Linked DNA regions of Homo sapiens: region 2 is linked to region 1. The links are chromatin contacts, found by Hi-C or POLR2A ChIA-PET in ENCODE. All regions are on one chromosome and are shown on one strand. Each heading gives the region's core, a stretch centred on a gene start or an enhancer-like site at or near the end of the contact. The rest is flanking DNA. Distances are from core to core; before and after follow the strand shown. Region 1 holds the start of PDSS1 (decaprenyl diphosphate synthase subunit 1). Region 2 overlaps ABI1 (abl interactor 1).

Region 1 (3,822 bases), core at 931-3,430:
TATAGTGAAAGGCATCACTGACACACACATCAGAAATACATGATCTTGGCATCATGAGTCCACAGAATTCCTCCTTGTCGTCATGCAGACGGGGAGGCCATAAAGCATATTCTCTCCAGAAAAGCACACTTTCCCTGGCTAAGGTTGCTTGGTGGGCAAGAAACTTTTTTAAAAAGAAGTGTCAGGCCAGGCGTGGTGGCTCACACCTGTAATCCCCGCACTTTGGGAGGCCGAGGAGGGGGTGGATCACTTGAGGTCAGGAGTTCCAGACCAGCCTGGGCAACATGGTGAAATGCCGTCTCTACTAAAAATACAAAAATTAGCTGGGGGTCGTGGTGTACGCCTGTAATCCCAGCTACTTGGGAGTCTGCAGCAGGAGAATCGCTTGAACCTGGGAGGTGGAGTTTGCAGTGAGCCGAGATTCCGCCACTGCACTCCAGCCTGGGCGACAGAGTGAGACTCTGTGTCAAAAAAAAAAAAAAAGAAGAAGAAGAAGAAGCATGTAGTGGCATAAGAGGGTGGATGCACCCATCTCTTCAAATACTGGCTTCTTCTGTGGAACTAGAAATATCTGAAGTCTGGAGAGAACAGTCCTGAAATGGATCACAGCAAAGCCTACCTTCCTCCTCTAAGCCTCTTCTCCCACATGCCCCTCACCCCCCATATTCTGTTCTCTTTACTCTCTAGCATTGTCTAGTTGCCCAGCTGCCACTTGGTCTCCAAACGTCTTTTTTGCTTTAGATTTTTTAGAGATAGGGTCTCACACTGTTGCCCAGGCTGGAGTGCACTGGCACTATCACAATAAACAGCTCACTGTAATCTTGAACTCCTGGGATCGAACAATCCTCCTCCCTCAGGCTCCTGAGTAGGTAGAACTACAGGCATGCACCACCCCACCTGGTGAATTTTTTCTATTTTTTATAGAGACAGAGTCTTGCTATGTTGCCTAGGCTGGTCCCAAACTCCTGGCCTCAACCGATTCTCCCACCTCAGCCTCCCAAAGTGCTGGGATTACAGGTGTGAGCCACTGTGCCTGGCCCAAGCCTTGTTTTGGATAATTTGTGATACGCATCTACTTTGGTACAAAGTAGATATTTATAAGTGTTATATATTTCATACTGGGAAATGATGTTTGATGAGAACACGGACACATAAAGTATACCAAATCTGAATTAAAAGAGTACTAAATTCAAATAAACTTAAGTAACAGTGAGTCCATAGATTTTGCACGGTTATGCTAATAGCATGGGCCTACCCCATGGCACACTGAGAATCATTACAAAGCGCAGAAGGGCTCACAGTGTCCATTTACAGGGGCTAAACTGACCAGAAAGGGAGAAAAAGGAGATCGGAACCCAAAGGCAGCAGAGGAGACCCTGAAAGAATGGGCTATCGCTGAGATTCTGACTTTAGATGACTCCAGGGTTTCTCTCCTCCTGACGGCCTCGGGCCTTTCTCCTTCCAGTGTCATTCCAGCCCCATCCAGGTGTGCTCTCCTCCCGAGGCCACTGCTGGACAACTAAGGTCCGGTCCACCCTAGCACCAGCCCTGCATTCTCCACAAGACCTTTTCGGACTATTCCGAGGCCGATTCGATCCTCCGTTTCTCGGAGAGAGCTCTGAGCACTTTGGCTCTAAAATTTCAGGCAAGATCTGTCTTCCTCTAACTCCAAAGTAAATAGCTGCAGTCGCTCTCCAGGCTTAACCTTGTCCATATAGCAGCGGTCAATCTGATCGCTCCTGCGCTTCCCCCAGGACACGGATCCCACCGCTTTCTCCACCCCCCAAAACGCTCCCGGGGTCCCCAGGACACCGCTTTCTGCAACCCCGTGTAGGGCGCCCCTACTTCAGTCCAACGCGCGGCTCCGTCCCACCGCGAGCACCCCTCAGCTCCGGAGTCCCACCCCGGAGCTACCCCGGAGCTACCCCGCGCGCCCCCGCGTCGCGACGCACGTGCTCCCCGCTCCCATTCATTCCGCCCACTGCTGTCATTGGAGCCGTGACCTCTGAGCCCCGCCGGGCGCGCGCCTCCCAACCTCACCTGCGCGCGGACTTCGGCAGCGGCGCTCGGCCCCAACGGTCCCGCACGGCCGGGGGAGCCGGGCCCGGGGCTCCGCGCCGCCGGCTTCCAGGAGCAGCCGCGCCGCCACCGCCACCAGCGCGAGGCCATGGTCGGAGTCTGAAAGTCGCGGCAGGGCGGCGGCTCCGCCTCTGGCCCGCGATCCTCCTCCCGGGACCCGGAGCCGGAAACCTGGCACAGGAAGCGCTTCGGCCAGGCCCGGGAGCGCGGTTCGCTCTTCCTCGCTTGCGGTCCGGCTGCCGGCGCGGACACTTCGGGTGTCTGCCCGTCTGCAGCCAACGGGGACTGCAGCCGCTCCCGGGAGGCGACGGGGCAGGGGCGTGCGGAGACCTGGTCTGGGGACCCCGAGCGTAACCTTCCCCGGGGCGAGCCTCCTATCCCCACCTCTTCCCGGAAGCTGTGCAGGGAGACTGGCCACGCCTGCAGTCATAGCAAAAATGTCCCTGTGGGGACCTTTTATTAGCAAGAAATACTACCGCGCGCCACCCTTGCAGCCACGAACTCTTTTGTTCTGCGTGTTTAGGCAGAAACATAACTCAGAGAATGGGGTTCCCGCTCCGCAGCCTAAGCCGGAGGCGACGGTTTCCGCTGCTGCTTCCCTTGGCAGTGACCTGACACGCCCTGGTCGGCTGCCTTTTGCAATCTGTTCTTGAAGGAAGTTCCAGCCCATCGCATCTTCCTAGAAACAAGTCCGACCACGATCAGGGTTGTTGTGAAATAGTAGCTAAATTAGCCGGGTCTCGTGACTTTTGGACTCTCCCCTCCAAACGCCTTATAGGTATAGTTTGGCAATCTTGCTCACACCTGGGTGTGAACCTGCGTGTACCCAGCCCGGGAGATATTGGAGTCTGTACAGGATTAGTACCCCTTATGGGTTAGAAAGGCCTTCTTTCCTTAGCTCTAAGGCCAGATCTACTGGTGCTAAGAGACAGCGTGTTCCGAACAGAAATTAAGTGATATAAACATTCAGCGCATGCACTCAAACACACAGAGCCAGTGAGATAGGGGGTAAGCATTAGAGATAGAGAAATGCAATTTAGTCCTCAAAAAATTCACTCTAATGAGGAAATAGACCAGCAAGTAGGTAATTGCAGTTCTCTGATTCATGTATTTTCTTGTTCTTGGGTTAAAGAATGCGGTAGCCTCATAGCTGGGTACATTAATTTCATATTTAATCGTGTGGATTTTTTATGGAATGAAGACATCATAGACTATATAAAGACATCTATGAAAATAAGCCAGTTTGATGGTGTTTTTTCCATCTTGAAGAATAGTATGTAAAAATATGCAAAGCTTTATGAGTAAAGATTGTTAATATGCACCTGTAGCTTATCTTGGTTTAGATTAGGTTTATATATTAAGAAACATTCATAAGGTGGAATTTGCCAAGTAGAGTGTAGCAGTAAGCACTTGGGTTGTACTTGATCCTATGACTAAGACATTATCATTTGCCCTTTTTTGTATATAAAGATAAGGAAACATATAGAGGAAATACCGTATGGTCAAATAAGTATCACACTCAAGCTCACCCAGTTGTCAAGTATGTCACTACACAATTTTGTCAGACCATGTTCGTTTAGAGATTGCTTGGCCACATTAAAACAGAAAACATTGCTCTTAAAAAGATGCTGTAGGTCGGGGGCACAGTGGCTCAGCCTGTAATCCCAGCACTGTGGGAGGCCGAGGCAGGTGGATCACTTGAGGTCAGGAGTTTGAGACCAGCCTGGCCAACATGGTGAAACC
Region 2 (3,822 bases), core at 714-3,213, 84 kb before region 1:
AAGTATAGTTACAATGTTGAGCAACCAATAATCTCTAGGACTCTTTTTATCTTGTAGAAATTAAACCCTATACCCATTAAACAAGTGTCCTTTGAGCTTTCCTCCCCCAGGCAAACACTATCTCCATTTTCTGTCTTTATGAATTTGACTGCTCTAGTACCTCATATAAATGGAATCATACAATATTTGTCTTTTTGTGACTGGCGTATTTCACTCAATAATGTCCTCAAGGTTCATCCATATTGTAGCATGTGTCAGAAGTTCCTTCATTGTTAAGTCTAAATACTATTCTATTGTATGTATATATCACATTTTGTGCATCCATTGATCTGTTGATGGATTGTTGGGTTACTTTCATCTTTTGGCTGTTGTGAATAAAGCTGCTAGGTGACCCTGCTTTGAATTCTTTTGAGTATATACCTATAATTGGAATTGCTGGTTATGTGCTAATTCTGTTTTTAATTTTGTGAGGAATCACTATACTATGTTTCAGAGTGACTGCAAGTGCACAAGGGCTCCAGTTTCTCCACATCCTGATTTTTTTGATAGTAACCATCATTATGGATGTGAGGTTGTGTCACATTGTGGTTTTGATTTGCATTGCCCTAATGATAAGTGGTATTGAGTGTCTTTTCATGTGCTTATTGGCCATTTGCCTGTCTTTTTTTTTTTTTTTTGAGACAGAGTCTCACTCTGTCGCCAGGCTGGAGTGCAGTGGCATAATCTCAGCTCACTGCAGCCTCTGACTCCCTGGTTCAAGCGTTTCTCCTGCCTCAGCCTCCCGAGTAGCTGGGACTACAGGCACACACCACCATGCCCAGCTAATGTTTGTATTTTTGGTAGAGATGGGGTTTCACCATGTTGGCCAGGATGGTCTCCATCTCCTGACCTTGTGATCTGCCCGCCTCGGCCTCCCAAAGTGTTGGGATTACAGGCGTGAGCCACTGTGCCTGGCCTCTATTTGCCTGTCTTCTTTGGAGAAATGTCTAGTCAAGTCTTTTGCCCATTTTTGAGTCGGGTTTTTTTTTTTGTTGTTGTTGAGGTTTTTTGAGCTGATTTTTGATAAGGCTGTTGCAGTACTAAGCGATATAAGATGCTGTGGATGGTAGACTGTCACCTACCTTGACTAACAGCTCATTGTTGAGTGACTTTTGTGATAAAAGGTGTACCTATTGTCAGATTGCAAATGATGTGGAAAGTAAAAATAGGACACAGATTAGTGTCAAGGACCACGGTACTGTGGCTGGAGTCAGCTGATTGAACTGGAATAGCAGTACCAGACCCTGGAAAAGTGTCATCAGCAGTGAGACCCCACTGATAGCCTGAAGAAGGTTGTCTGATGCAACCAATCTGCCAGTAGCATGTGATGTGGTTCCTCTCACCATGAGACAAATGAGTCCTTTTCCAGGACTCATAAGTCTAGGATGAGGTGGCAGCCTCTGCATCAGGAACATAGAGTCTTTTACTTTGTATCCACTCTATGATGATAGATATGTTGCTGTGTCTGGTATGATGATGGATCCAGCAGCAGTGGTAGCAGTCTTAACCGTGCAGCTTGATCAGTGGCTTGATTATAATTGGTCTCATCAGACAATGGACCCTTACTGTAAACATCTATATTAGTGACCCAGATGGTTTGATCAGCAACTACAATTGATCTCCATGGTTTTTGGACAGTCTTAAATATGTCATTCTGTAGTTTTCCAAGTGGCTGACTAAATACCTAGGCAGTTGGTAATAGCCTGATAGTCAGTAAAAATATAACAAGGTTTTCAAGGGGAATATTGGCCAGATCTGTGAGAATGTCCTTGAGTTTTGCCCGTGGAACAAAGCAACCACACCCATTTTCAGTTCTGTATCATGGGCACTGGAGTTTACAGCCCACTAGGCACCACAGCGTCTCAGCTTAGTTGAATCATCAGTGAAACAGGCCCAGGCATTTAGGGAACCTCTGTGAATCAAGGGCCTCACTGAGCTAGCAGATTTGGTTTAGGTGGCAGAATGTAAGATCAGACTTTCTCAAAGGGAGAAGCTGCTGCTTTTTCATGTAAAGCTGAGATGCCCTAGGGGCCAGACTGGCTGCATTCTTGAATATTACCAGTTCCATGTGATGACAGAGGCTTGTTGGGCCTTTCCCACCTTATTAGTCATTGCATTTGAGTTGACTCATTCCCAAATGGGAATCTTTTCAAAAGAGGCATACCTAGTAGCTACGTCAGGGAGGCATTGAATCCAAACCCAAGAGTCACCTGAAGAGGTTGTTCCTCTTGCCAGAGGGTCTAGTCAGGAAAGTCATCTGTGCACAGACTTGTACTCAAACAGGTCATAAGGATTGTGGGGCCCCAAACCTACTAATGCCTTTCTACATGGGCTATTCGCAGTGAGCATAATCTCCCTGGAGCTTATGAGCCCTCACAGTTCAGGCCTGTAAAATATCAATACCACTATACACTCAGAAGTGGAAGCTACAAACAGTAGTACATTGAATGGTCCAAAGAGCCCCACCCAAAAGGTCACAGTAGCTTCCCTTCCCTACTTTGAACCCTACCCAGACCTCAGCAGTTGGAAGCTGGTAACTTATTCTTCCACAGGATGGGTATGAAGGTGCCTTGGGCTCCTGTATCCAACAGAGCCATAAAATGTTGAGTCTGTGCTCTCCCCAAAGTTATGTAGCCTACCCAGGTGTGTGTGGTCTTTAGTCTCCTTTGGGAACTTGGAGAACTTGGCCCCACTCCTAATCATCTTTCTTCATAAAGCAGCTGAGGTTGAGGGATGAGGGAGGCTGGGAGAGAGTAGCTTTGCACCAGTGAACAAGAGACATTTGCTTTCAGTTTTGAGTGGTGCTATAGCTGTGTGCTGATCAGTCCAATAAACCTGCAGTAATTTTGGTGCTACCAAAACCCTGTATTCTGTGCAAGATCGTTATTGCTTGAGCCCAGGAGTTCGAGACCAGCCTGGGCAACATCGTGAGACCTCGTCTCTACTAAATATTATATTTAAAAAATTAGCCTGGCATGGTGGGATACACCTGTTATCCCAGCTGCTCAGGAGGCTGAGGTCAGAGGATTGCTTGAGTGCAAGAATTTGAAGATTGCAGTGAGCCGTGATTGTTCCACTGCACTCCAGCCTGGGTGACAGAGCGAGACCTTGTCTTACACACACACAAAAGGTCATCATTATGGATGGTATCCATTTCTGTTTGGGAACACCTTGATCGAACAACTATAGCTTTGTTGCTTTCTGATGGGGGAAATGGGTTTTATACCCTTTGGCTGACGGGCTTGATCTGCACAATGGCATCATTTTTTAGAAGTCTGCCTTAATGTAGGCTCTTTACTGCTCCATTGTTAAGATAATGTCAAGATTATATCTCTTAAATTCTTGCTTGATTTCAATACTAGGGCTACTGGAGTTTTCTAAGGCTGCAGGACTGACAGCAAGAATTATCTAGATTCTTTGAGCTAGTTTCTGATTCTTCAGTGAATTACCTTGATCCGCATTTTAAACCCAATCTAGTACAGTAGGAGTCTGTAGACTGGTTGGTGTCCAAGGGAGTTTGTCTCAGGGAAATTTCCCTGAGAGTTTCAAAGGTTTCTTGTAGTGGACGGTTATACCACCAGAAAATGCTGAGGCCCTTTCCAGTTATCTTGAAAGGATTTAATGTTGACAAGGTAGACTGCGGTAGGAGCTGAGCACTAAGATAGCCAGCAAAATGCCATTCTTCTTTAACAACCATTACATGCCTGAGCAATGTAACTACATGCCCCTCCTCTTCCAAGCAAACTAGCCAAAGTTCTAAAGATTTGTTTGGCTCTGCCTACA

Evidence for each region. Hi-C counts contacts between places; a loop is a spot of excess contacts on that map. ChIA-PET counts read pairs that join two places held with the same protein, here RNA polymerase II (POLR2A). Pooled maps may share reads with other maps.
Region 2: a pooled map shows a loop between it and region 1 (2.4-fold over the local background). The contact joins the enhancer-like site here to the promoter of PDSS1 in region 1. A Hi-C loop is called at or near these places in 4 of 50 pooled maps. POLR2A ChIA-PET finds 5 or more read pairs at or near these places in 6 of 52 experiments (BJ, HEK293, MCF 10A and 3 more).

What each region holds. Positions count from the first base shown.
Region 1 is chr10:26,696,059-26,699,880 of GRCh38, reverse strand. It overlaps PDSS1 (decaprenyl diphosphate synthase subunit 1), which reads right to left and starts at 2,180. Exons shown (of 12, transcript NM_014317.5): 1 at 2,041-2,180. The coding sequence starts at 2,169. RefSeq lists an enhancer at 1,125-2,013 and a silencer at 1,888-2,507.
Region 2 is chr10:26,779,577-26,783,398 of GRCh38, reverse strand. The region is part of intron 2 of ABI1 (abl interactor 1); the gene reads left to right. Among named protein-coding and RNA genes, the nearest start is that of ABI1, 79 kb to the left of the region's middle. RefSeq lists enhancers at 642-1,383, 1,500-1,609, 2,190-2,319, 2,430-2,589. Within about 2 kb of position 1,963, at least 9 of the 41 ENCODE cell types and tissues checked have a DNase peak (open chromatin) inside an H3K27ac peak, as active enhancers do; they include PC-3, where a contact is called at or near this core.